2 separate regions of the Homo sapiens genome follow, and region 1 is linked to region 2. A link is an interaction called in ENCODE POLR2A ChIA-PET data of the cell type or tissue named here. Cell type or tissue: B cell. All regions are shown on one strand. Links, peaks and the distances in the headings refer to the core of each region. The heading gives the core; the rest is flanking DNA.

Region 1 (5,997 bases), core at 1,270-5,269, 490 kb before region 2:
TAGCCTGGCCAATATGGTGAAACCCCATCTCTACTAAAAATACAAAATTAGCCATACATGGTGGCGTGTGCCTGTAATTCCAGCTACTCAGGAGGCTGAGGCAGAATTGCTTGAACCCAGGAGGTGGAGGTTGCAGTGAGCCAAGATCGCACCACTACACTCCAGCCTGGGCAAAAGAGTGAGACTCTGTCTCAAAAAGAAAAAAAAAAAAAGACTGAAAGATGGAGAGAAGGCAGCAGACAAGCTAGGGATCTTGGGGGTCCAAGGAACAACATAGTGATGAGTTTCCTGGGTTTTCTTCCTACCTTACATCTCGAAGCCTTGGAACTGAAGAAGCTGACAATCCAAAAATGCCGAAGGGTGAGACAAAAAACGAAAACCTTCTCTCACTAGCCAAAGAACCAGGAAAGGGAAAATCTAGCAAGACAGCAAACTTTATATAACAACTCCTGTACTCCAGCCAAGTGCTACAGAAAGAACTGTGACCCTACCCCTACCTGTATCACCAAGACTGAGTGGGGAGCCTAGACTTCCACCCTTGCTAGGCTGTAACAAGGTGCTCCAAAGGATAGTCTTTTCTACAAATGGTGCTGGGACAACTGGATATTCACATGCAAAGGAATGTAGTTGGACTCTGCTGTGTGAATAGTGTCACCCTATCCAACATTCAGTGTCCACTTACAACCTCAGAATGTGGCCCTCTTTAGAAATAGAATCTTTGCAAATGTAGTTAGTTAAGATGGGGAATTACTGGATTAGAGTGGGCCCTAAATCTAATGACTGTCCTTATAAGAAGGCCATGTGAAGACACAGAAACATAGTGAGAATGCCCGGTAGCAACACAGGCAGAAATTGTAGTGGTGTCTACAAGGTAAGTAAGGAATGCCAAGGATTGTCAGCACCAGCAGAAGCTAGAAGAGAGGCATGGGACAGATTCTCCCTCAGAGCCTCTGGTAGGAACCAAACTTGCCAACGCCTTGATTTCAAACTTCTAGCCTACAGAACTATGAGGCAATACATTTCTTTTGTTTTAAGCCACTCAGTTTGTGGTTTAAAAGCAGCTCTGAGAAATTAATACAGACTCCTACCTCACACCATACACAAAAATTAAAATGGATCAAAGACCTAAATATAAGAGCTAAAACTATAAAACTCAGAAGAAGAAAACAGAGATAAATCTTTATTACTTTTGATTAGGTAATGCTTTCTTAGATATGACACCAAAAGCACAAGCAACAAAAGAAAAAAAATGGTAAGTCAGACTTTTTTTTTTGAGACGGCGTTTAGCTCTTGTTGCCCAGGCTGGAGTGCAGTGTTGCGATCTTGGCTCACTGCAACCTTCACCTCCTGCGTTCAAGCAGTTCTCCTGCCTCAGCCTCCCCAGTAGCTGAGATTACAGGTGTGCCACCGTGCCCAGCTAATTTTTTTTTTTTTTTCTTGAAACGCAGTCTCGCTTTTTCGCCCAGGCTGGAGTGCAATGATGTGATCGCGGCTCACTGCAACCTCTGCCTCCCGGGTTCAAGTAATTCTCCTGCCTCAGCCTCCTGAGTAGCTGGGATTACAGGTGGCCACCACCATGCCACAAGGCCCAGCCTAACTTTTTATTTATTTTACTGTTCTTTTTCTTACCTCTTAAATGAGTATTAGTTCTTTTTTATGTATATTTTTTCCTATTCATTGTCAATATTCAATATAAACTTAATTCTTTAATGTCTAGCCTTTCCATATTCCTTTTTTTTTTTTTTTTTTTGAGTTGGAGTTTCGCTCTGTTGCCCAGGCTGGAGCGCAGTGGCGTGATCTCAGTTCACTGCAAGCTCCGCCTCCCGGGTTCACGCCATTCTCCTGCCTCAGCCTCCCAAGTAGCTGGGACTACAGGTGCCCGCCACCACGCCTTGCTAATTTTGTTTTTGTATTTTCAGTACAGATGGAGTTTCACCTTGTTAGCCAAGATGGTCTCGATCTCCTGACCTTATGATCCCCCTGCCACAGCCTCCCAAAGTGCTGGGATTACAGGCGTGAGCCACCACGCCCAGCCAGCCTTTCCGTATTCTACTTTTTTATTTGTTTGTTTTTTAGAGACACTGTCTCAATCTGTGGCCCAGGCTGGATTGCAATGGGGCAAACAAAGCTCACTACAGCCTCAAATTCCTGGGTTCAAGTGATCCTCTCACCTGAGCCTCCTCAGTACCTGGGACTACAAGTGTGTGCCACCACACCAAGCGAATTAGTTTTTGTAGAGTTAGAGTCTCCCTATGTTGCCCAGGCTGGTCTCTAACTCCTGCACTCAACTGATCATCCTCCCTCTGCCTCCCTAAGTGCTGGGATTATAGATGTGAGCCACCTTGCCCAGTCTGTGAGGTTTAGTTGGAGCCTCAACTTTTTGATGAGGCAGGCCTCTTATTATATTTATAACTTGGGGTGGGCCCTGGACTTTACCTAGCACCTAGGCTGGGCGTGGTGGCTCACATCTGTCATCCCAGCACCTTAGGAGGCCGAGGCAGGAGGATCGCTTAAACCCAAGAGTTCGAGACCAGCCTGGGCATCAAAACGAGAACCTGTCTTTACAAAAAAAAATTTTTAAATTAGCCAGTCATGATGGTGCTCAGCTACTTGGGAGGTTGAGGCAGAAGGGTCACTTTAACACAGGAGGTCAAGTCTGTAGTAAGCTGTGATCGTGCCACTGCACTCCAGCCTGGGTGAAAGAGTGAGACCCTGTCTCAAAATAAATAAACAAACAAACAAATAAAATACTCCAGCACCTATAAGGTTGTAGAGAAAATGGCATTAGTGTTCCACTCCCTTCTGGTTTAAAGGTTCCTTACTATCTTGTCACCTTTTTAATGCTTTTAAGAAAATTATTTTATCTAGCAATTTTAATTTTTATTGGAAGGCATATCAAGATATCTGGCCCACCATATTATTCAAAACCCAGAATTCTGTCATTTTTTAAAAACAGATGATGGTAAGCATCAAGTTACTGTGTGTTTAGATTACATTAGATGTAACAGAATGGTGTAAGTTTTACTGTAAAACATCAATATTTACAACATGCTTCTTTTGGGGGACGGGGGAGATAGGGTCTTGCTCTGTTGCCCAGGCTTAAGTGCAGTAATTCAATCATGGCTCACTTCAGTCTTGACCTTCTGGGCTTAAGCAATCCTCCTACCTCAGTCTCCTGAGTAACTGGGACTACAGATGCATGCCACCATGCCCAGCTAATTTTAAATTTTTTTGTAGATACGGGGTCTTGCTGTGTTGCCCAGGCTGGTCTCAAACTCCTGGGCTCAAGTAATCCTACCACCTTGACCTCACAAAGTGCTGGGATTACAGGTGGGAGCCACCATGCCTGGCCACAATATGCTTAAAATTACATTATTTTACACTACGTATGTATATATCTCCACACATATACATATATGTGTGTGTATATATATATATACACACATATATATCCTGGGCTCAAGAGGTCCTCCCACCTCAGCCTCCTGAGTAGCTGGGAAGACAGGCAAAGCTACTTGTTTTCTTACATTTTGTAGAGATGTAGTCTCAGCTGGTCTTCAACTCCTGGCCTCAAGTGATCCTCCTGCCTCAGCTTTTACCGTATTTAAACTTAACTTGAAGAATTTTAGATATCAACTTAAAAATGACTGGAGTTACATAGTTTAATTTCTTTTTTTTAGGTGATAAGCAAAAATGTAAAGAACACTGATACAGAGAAATGGTCACATAGCCCGGACATGGTGGCTCATGCCTGTAATCCCAGCACTTTGGGAGGCCAAGGCAAGTGAATCACTTGTGGTCAGGAGTTTGAGACCAGCTTGGCCAACATGGTGAAAACCTGTTTCTACTAAAAGTACAAAAATTAGCCAGGCATGGTGGCAGGCACCTACAGGTGCCAGCTACTCAGGAGGCTGAGGCAGGAGAATTGCTTTAACCCGGGAGGCAGAGGCTGCAGTGAGCCGAGGTTGAGCCACTGTACTCCAGCTTGGGCCACAGAGTGAGACTCCATCTAAAAAAAAAAAAAAAAAAAGAGATATGGTCACATAATCCAATTTCATAAGAAAATATGTACACTCAGCTGGGCGCAGTGGCTCACACCTGTAATCCCAGCACTATGGGAGGCCGAGGTGGGTGGATCACGAGGTCAGGAGATCGAGACCATCCTGGCTAACACAGCGAAACCCCGTCTCTATTAAAAATACAAAAAAAATAGCCAGGCGTGTTGGCGGACGCCTGTAGTCCCAACTACTCGGGAGGCTGAGGCAGGAGAATGGCATGAACCCGGAAGGCAGAGCTTGCAGTGAGCCGAGATGGCGCCACTGCACTCCAGCCTGGGCGACAGAGCAAAACTCAATCTCAAAAAAAAAAAAAAGAAAAGATGTACAATCATCTAGTCTCATGACTTTAAATATCTATATACTGGTAGCTCCCAAATTTGTATCTTCTACCCAGGCCTATTTTCTGAAACACATATCCACATGCCTACTCTACATCTCTGATTGGATGCCTAATAGGCATCCTAAATTTATCATGTCCAAAACAGAACTCTTGAATTCTACTCCACTCCAGTCCACACACTCACATACAGACCACTCCTTTCTTCTCCCAGGATTCTCCATCTGAGTAAATGTTACCTTTATTCACCCAGTTGCTTAGCCCAAAGACCTCTGAGTTATCCTTGACTTCTCTCTCTCACTCTCCTGCTCTAATATTTATCATCTAACGCATCAGCAAATCTTGTCAGCTCTACTTAACAAAACATAACCTGAATGTCTGCCATCTTTCTCTCAGACACTAAAATAATCTACTTCTTACTGCTTTCCTTGTTCTATTCTTGCTGTCTCTTTTTAAAAGTGATCCTTTTTTTTTTTTTTTGAGACCGGAGTTTCACTCTTGATGCCCAGGTTGGAGTACAATGGCGTGATCTCCAGCTCACTGCAACCTCTGCCTCCCGGGTTCAAGCGATTCTCCTGCCTCAGCCTCCTGAGTAACTGGGATTACAGGCGCATGCCACCACGCCTGGCTTATTTTTGTATATATTTTTAGTTTTATTTTTTTTTTTTTGAGATGAAGTCTCACTCTGTTGCCCAAGCTGGAGTGCAGTGGCACAGTCTCGGCTCACTGCAACCTATACCTCCCGGGTTCAAGTGATTCTTCTGCCTCAGCCTCCCGAGTAGCTGGGACTACAGGTGCGCACCACCATGCCCAGCTAATTTTTGTATTTTTAGTAGAGACAGGGTTTCACTATGTTGACCAGGCTTGTCTTGAACTCCTGACCTTGTGATCTGCCCACCTCGGCCTCCCAAAGTGCTGGGAATACAGGTGTGAGCCACTGCACCCAGCCTATTTTTGTATTTTTAATAGAGATGAGGTTTCACCATATTGTCCAGACTGGTCTCGAGCTCCTGACCTCAGGTGATCTGCCCGCCTTGGCCTCCCAAAGTGCTGGGATTACAGGCGTGAGCCACCACGCCCAGCCTAGAAGTAAATCTTAATGACGCTAAGTTAGGCAAAGGCTTCTTAGGTATGACACCAAAAGCATAAGTAACAAAAGAAAAAATAGATACATTTGACCTCATCACAATTAAAAACTTCTTTGCTTCAAAAGACACACTATCAAGAAAGTAAAAAGACAACCCACAAAATGAAGAAAATATTTGCAAATCATATATCTGTAGTGTTATATATTGGTTTTCATCTATGGTTCTTGGCTCATAACTTCCATATCCCTCTTTACAGTCTTTTGTTAGAATGTTGGGTGTGTTGAGCCTCAGGGCAGGCATCTGATGTTCTCCTGCCCTCTGTTCATGCTAATCTTCCCCGACCTTTTTTTCTTTCTTTCTTTTTTATTTTAAGATAGGTTCTCACTCTGTCATCCAGGCTGGAGTGCAGTGTTGTGATCTCGGCTCACTGCAACCTCTGGCTCCTGGATTCAAGCAATTCTCCTGCCTTAGCCTCCCGAGTAGCTGGGATTACAGGCACGCGCCACCACGCCTG
Region 2 (5,997 bases), core at 752-4,751:
AAGCCAGTGGATGACTAGGGGGATGTGAGGGAGTTCTGTCAGATGACCTGGAATCTAGGGAAACCCAGGCTCCTGGGTGGAGAACTGGGTTGCCAACAGACTAGGGACCAGAGCCAGGTCAGTGGGAGCCTCACGTATGAATGGCCCTGCAGATCTCCTCAGCCGAGCGGCCAGCCTTGCGTAGGGTGATGGCCAGGTTCTTGGCACGATTGGCTTCCAACAGAGTCACCTTGCTGGCAGCTTTTTGCGCTGTCTTGTTTTTGGAGCAGATGAGGTCAAGGGCAGGGCCCTGCGCTTTTGTCTTGAATAATTCTTCAAACTTATCAAGATCCAGGTCCTGGCAGGAATAGGTGAGCAAGGAAAACGCTGTAGCCTCATACTAGTGGAGGACCTCATGACAGCCCACCCAGCATTGGCCCAGAGCTCTGTCACTCTGGAATATTTCCTGAATACAAACACAAAGTGTTGACACAACTAGAAATATACGTACACTCAAGAATGAAGGGTTGGTGGAGCTAAGCCTGGCCTCACCCTGTCTGATGGCTTTTCTAAGACCAGAATCTCCTCAAAAGGCAACCAGGTCCCTAGCCCTCAACCTTAGCCCTCTGGACCCCAGGCCCTGTTACCTCCAAGATCTTCTCATCATCAAGTTCGCTGAAGACAGTGCCACTGATCTGGTTGGGTTTCAGTGCTGTCCAGTTGAAGACAGGCAGCCGGAACTTGGTCTTGATAGGTTTCTTAATTCGAATGGCTAATTTGGAAGGAGGATCAGTGACACAGGGGCCAAGGACACACACCCCTGGTCCCACCAGCCCTGCCCAGAGCCCTGGGGATACTCACCTGACAGGCCCACTGTCAACACCACAGAGGGTGCAGCACCAGGGAGAGGTGGGGCTGGGGGACACTTGTCTGGGGGAAGAAGAAATGACACAGTGACCCAGGCGTCAAGAGACTCTTCATAGGCTTCCCTCCCCTCTGCCTGTCCCACCTTCTCTGAGAGTTAAAAAAAAAAAAAACTCTCAGAGAAGGAGCCTACATGAACTCTGCTCAAGCTGCTCCCAGAAATCTAACTCTGACAGGGCAGTTGTTGCTGGTCTCTGACCCAGTTTCTATGGCTACAGTCTAAGCCTCTCCTTGGCTGTCTTCAAAGGAATTGGGAGCAACATCTTTATGATCCTTAAAACAGGTCCACATCTGCCTTTGGGCATCCCTGTGCTGATAACTTGAGCTTCCCTCAGATTCCAGGCCTCCCTCACCCTGATTTTATATCCCTCCAAGTCCTCAGATAATGCCATTTTCCCAGCTTCTCCCTGAGGAAGACACTGCTGACTACAGTTTTGGTCCCCACAAAGAGGCTGCCCCTGTTGGCTCCCAGGGGTCGTCGTGGTTACCTGGTAATGGGGGAGGTGGAGGGGGCAAGGGCGGAGCTGGTGGTGGAGGAAGAGGCAGGACCTCCTCAGGGGGTGGGGCTGGAGCCAGAAGGTCCAGGTCGGAGGGTGGCATGCCCTCACTCAGCTCTGCAGGGCCTACTCTGGCCAGGGCCTCACTGTCCACAGACTCCAGGCCCCGGACATTTGGCTCCAAATGACATCGACGCTGAAAGGCCTCCTCCTTCTCTTTAATGAGCCTCCGCAGGGTGTGCACCTGGTGGCTTGTGTTCTCATATGTCTCCTGGCAGGCAGACAGCACCATTAAGGGAAAAGTGGGCTGAAGGCATAGTCATTGCCCCAAGAGTGAGAATTCCTACCCAGGGTTCTCTTAACGAGGGTCTCTGTCAGGGTACTCAGAGGCTCAGAGTGGCAGAAACCCAGGTGGGGGAATGAGGAAGCTGGAAGGCAGCAAAACAAAAGAGGCAAGCAGAAGCTGCCTCCCTCCGCTGGCACCCTGAAGTGTCCTCTCTGCTCCAGCCAATTCTCACTGCATGGGCCCCTCAAAGCCCAGGAAAAAAGGTTGCCCCTGTGAAACTCTCCTTAATCTACCACCGGTCTGACATAGCGGCTCTCTCCATAACCCTTTGGGCCTCATTTTGCTTTAATTTCACTTGGCCTTGTATAATGGCTCAATTGGAAGCCCCCTATAAACAAGACCCTGTCTTAACCATCTCTGTATCCTCCATAGCTCCCAATACAATGCTCAGCAGAAGCTGGGCAGATACATATTGAGCTCAACAGAGCCAGCATATATTCTTCTGAAAGAGAAAGTAGGATGGGGGCATGACTTTATAATGAACAAAAAGTCAGGAGAAAATACAGAAGAGAATGAAATATGAAGAGTACCTGCCCTGCCAATTTAGGATACCTGGTGGACATCCTAATACACAGAGCACTTGGTCACTCTGCCCCTGCTCATTAAACATGGCTGGGGGAGGAACACGGGGGTAGAGGGGAGAAAAATCAATGGGATGGGCTGGTAGGAGGAGGCCTGGGTTGGAACTCCAGAATGCTTGTGGGTGCCCCAGCTGTTCCCACCCTCTTATGTGTGTGTCTGGCTCACACTGGCCCCACCTTTCCTCTCCAACTAAAAAAATGGGGTGAAATCATCAGCCCACCCACACCTGAGTACCTCAAGGGTGAATCAAGATCTAAATCCTAGAGAACTTGATATGACTCAGGGAAAAAAAGCAGAACCCCAAGGCGCTGGAGCCCAGGATCAGTCAGGGACTGCCTTCCCCAGAGTACTTGTACCTTGATGCTCTCTAGTTCCTTCTCCCGCTGTAGCAGCTGCTTCTCTAGTTCTGCCACCCGCATCATGTTTTCATTCTCTAGGTCCAGAAGCTTCTCTGTGAGCTGCACAACAGGAAGGGCAGGTTCTGTGCTGGCCCTAAAGCCTGGGCACTCAGCACAGCCTGAACCCTAGTCAAGACCTGAGTCGGACCCCTCAACACAAGGCCACAAAGGCAGCTTAGTCAGGTGGTTCCCTTATATTCCAATAACAGATACAAGACAAAGGCCACATTCTGACTGTCTCAAGACCAATGCCACCTCATGCCCAGCCCTGGAGGTCGATGTGTATTCCAACTGGTGGATGATCCAGTGGCTCAGGCCTGAGTATGCTCTTGAGAGCCCTGGTGGGTTCTAAAGCCTCCCTGGGACTCAATCTGGAGGCAAATGGGTCAGCTCAGGATTCCTGGTTACTTGAGCTTCCATCAACAGTGGCTCTGGCAGGCAAAGGAAGACCACCTACATGGGACACATGCTCCTCCAACTCCTCCACCTTCTCCAGGGCTACATTCTTGGTCTCAGCATCCTCCAACAAACCCCCGACATCAAACACGTTGTCCAGATATGCCTGAATCTGCACCTGCAGCTTCTCGCTCTCTGTGTGCCTTGACTTCTGGGGGAAGAGCAGAGAGTAGGAGTAGTTGTAGGAGCAGGCAGATCATCAGGGGAACTTTCTGAGAAAGTCTTAGTCCTCATCCCCCTTCGCCACCACTTCCCAAAGAGTTCCTGCTGCAGGCCATGTCAGATTCTCGCCCCCATGGAGCTGCCTGACTGGGGAGTTAGCTGCAGAGGTCCTGAGTCCCAGGCTACAGAAGACAGGCAGGGTCCCAGGAGCATCAAGGATTAGGCACTTATAAAAGAAAAATCATTTGTGATACGGCTAAACTGATCCCAAAGCACCTCACCTTACAAGGACCCCAGCCAGCTCACCTGCAGGAACTCCTCTAGCCCCAGCTTGGTAAACTCATACTGCAGGTGGACCCGGAAGTTCATGTCCTCCACCGAGTGCACCACGATGTTGATGAACTGCATGCAGGCCACCTGAAGAAGAGGAGGCCCAGAGAAGCAGCAACAGGAAGGGCAGAGGAAAGGCAAGAGACCAGGAGGATAGGCGGCTGTTAGAATATCATCATCATGTGGATAATTACAGGGAGTCAATTAAAGAGTTAAGTCTTTATGGGGGCAATAAGAGTATTTTAATTTTAAAAATGTCATTTAATATTCAGTGTATAAAGACAAGTAAATTACATGAAAAACAGATGTAAGTGAAGATATAGCTATCTGATTTCCTTTGTACATCAACAGGTATTCCTCGAGACAACCTTACCTAGCCAAAGACCCTGCAGTGAGGGGAAGAGAAGCTAGAGGAAGAGCTTAGGAAAGGGAGGGCAGCTCAAAAAGGATCCAATTCAAGGACAAAAAGGCCACAGAAAAGAGGAAAAGGAGGTAGATCTGATATACACAAATGATATCCTGAAGTTTCTAAGAGCTCTCTGGGGTAGGCAGGTGGACAAGAAGCATTTGCTGAATAGAATCATTCTGGGCTCTACGTGGAATATCAAGATACGCTGTTGGCCTCACCCCTGTTGTCAAGGAACACACACACAGCCCTGGTGGGTATGTGCTGGACCCAGGCCCAGTTCCTCACCATGAAGTCAATATTGCTGTCCTCATTCCGGAAATACTCCATCAGCTTCTCAAAGCGGTGCAGCTCCTTGCATACCTGAATGAGCAAACTTTCTCAGTGAAAGGATCTGCTCCATGCAGAACCCAAGCCCCTGCGCTCTGGCTCCTAGGAACATCATGGCAAAGGACTGGTTCAGACCAAGCTTAACCACAGCTCTATATATGAAATAGGCCATTCTGGACACTATAAAAGAAAACCTGGGGCCAGGCGCGGTGGCTCACACCTATAATCCCAGCACTTTGGGAGGCCGAGATGGGCACATCACCTGAGGTTAGGAGTTCAAGAACAGCCTGGGCAACATGGTGAAACCCCATCTCTACTCAAAATACAAAAATTAGCCGGGCATGGTGGCACATGCCTGTAGTCCCAGCTACTTGGGAGGCAGAGGCAGAAGAATCGCTTGAACCTGGGAGGTGGAAGTTGCAGTGAGCTGAGATTGTGCCACTGCACTCCAGCCTGGCCACAGAGTGAGACTCCATCTCAAAAAAGAAAATAAAGAAAACTGGGACCTGCAATCTGGCTCTGGGTCTGTGGTCCCCCACCAAATTGCTGAGGGAATTCAGTAAAGCCTGTGCCCTTAAGCTGGGCTTTAGGTGCCTCTGGGGATAGGCCAAGAAGAAACATAGGGGTCTGATGCTGCCAAGTTACTAAAGGAAGGAGGGAAAGAAGGAGGAAGGGAGGAAGGCCATGCCTGAGACAGGAGGCTGCAGTCCTAGTGGGGATGCAGGGGAAGGGCCAGTGTACAGGAAAGCCCTCTCTGAGAGGGGTCTAGAGGCTCCTCTGAGCCTCTGGGCTTCAAGGAGGAAGAGCCATTTCCTGGCTTGAACAATGGATGCTAGGGAAGAGGTCCAAAGAAGAGGAAGGGGTGGGACCACCAGCTGTGGCTGGATGTCGAAGAATCCTATGTTCAAGTAGATAGGGGTTTCAGAGGCAGGCCCAGGGGCTGGGGGAAATTCCACACAGGAGTTCCTTCTCCCCTCACCAATAACAGCCAACAAATCAGGAGACATCCTTGCTTACCTTCTCCTCCCATTTCAAAACACATGTGCTTTGGGTTCTACCAATGGGTTCACCGCATCAGACTCCCATCTGGGGAGTCACTTAAGTACATATACTCAGGCCTCCAGTGGGTCTGAACTAGAGCACAGGGATCTGTACTTTTAACAAGCTCCTTAGGTGATTTGGATGCAGGGCCCAACTAGGACCATTGGACTATAGCCCTCAGCTAGCTGAGGGTATCTTTAGCTGGCCAATCAGGAGGTTTCCTGGCCTGAAGATCTAGTAAGACTAAAGTTCTGGTTTTAAAAATACTGGGAGTTCAGGAGAGAGGCTGCTTGGCCAAGCATTGGGATGTTAAAAATCATTGCAGATCACAGGAAATGGTGCTTACCAACCTAGCTCCCTGCCTTCTCCCCCGCAAACACACACACACACACGCGAAGCGAAAAGACTGACCTCTTTGAAATTGTCAAAGGCAGCAAGGATGATTTCGTGACCTCCTCGCACCAAACACACAGCTGCCAGAAGCTCTAAGACAAGGGCTTTGGTCCTAAGGGGTGAAGAAGGAAGATTAACACCCTAACTCCCCAT

What was found. ChIA-PET counts read pairs that join two places held together with the same protein. Peaks named below come from ENCODE experiments on the same cell type or tissue, not always from the same donor. Only the 100,000 strongest peaks of a DNase experiment are listed, where the experiment ranks them.
Region 1: POLR2A ChIA-PET joins it to region 2 with 5 read pairs; 2 of 35 experiments call an interaction of 5 or more read pairs at or near these places.

Annotation. Positions count from the first base shown.
Region 1 is chr12:49,162,132-49,168,128 of GRCh38, forward strand. No RefSeq gene overlaps it. Among named protein-coding and RNA genes, the nearest start is that of TUBA1A, 24 kb to the right of the region's middle. In B cell, for the core only: no CTCF peak of the experiment used is centred there; no DNase peak of the experiment used is centred there.
Region 2 is chr12:49,650,542-49,656,538 of GRCh38, forward strand. FMNL3 (formin like 3) reads right to left here. Exons shown (of 26, transcript NM_175736.5): 9 at 5,863-5,956; 10 at 4,369-4,443; 11 at 3,651-3,761; 12 at 3,184-3,333; 13 at 2,685-2,786; 14 at 1,392-1,671; 15 at 841-909; 16 at 627-751; 17 at 135-337. Among named protein-coding and RNA genes, the nearest start is that of PRPF40B, 30 kb to the left of the region's middle. In B cell, for the core only: no CTCF peak of the experiment used is centred there; no DNase peak of the experiment used is centred there; H3K27ac peaks cover 925 bases.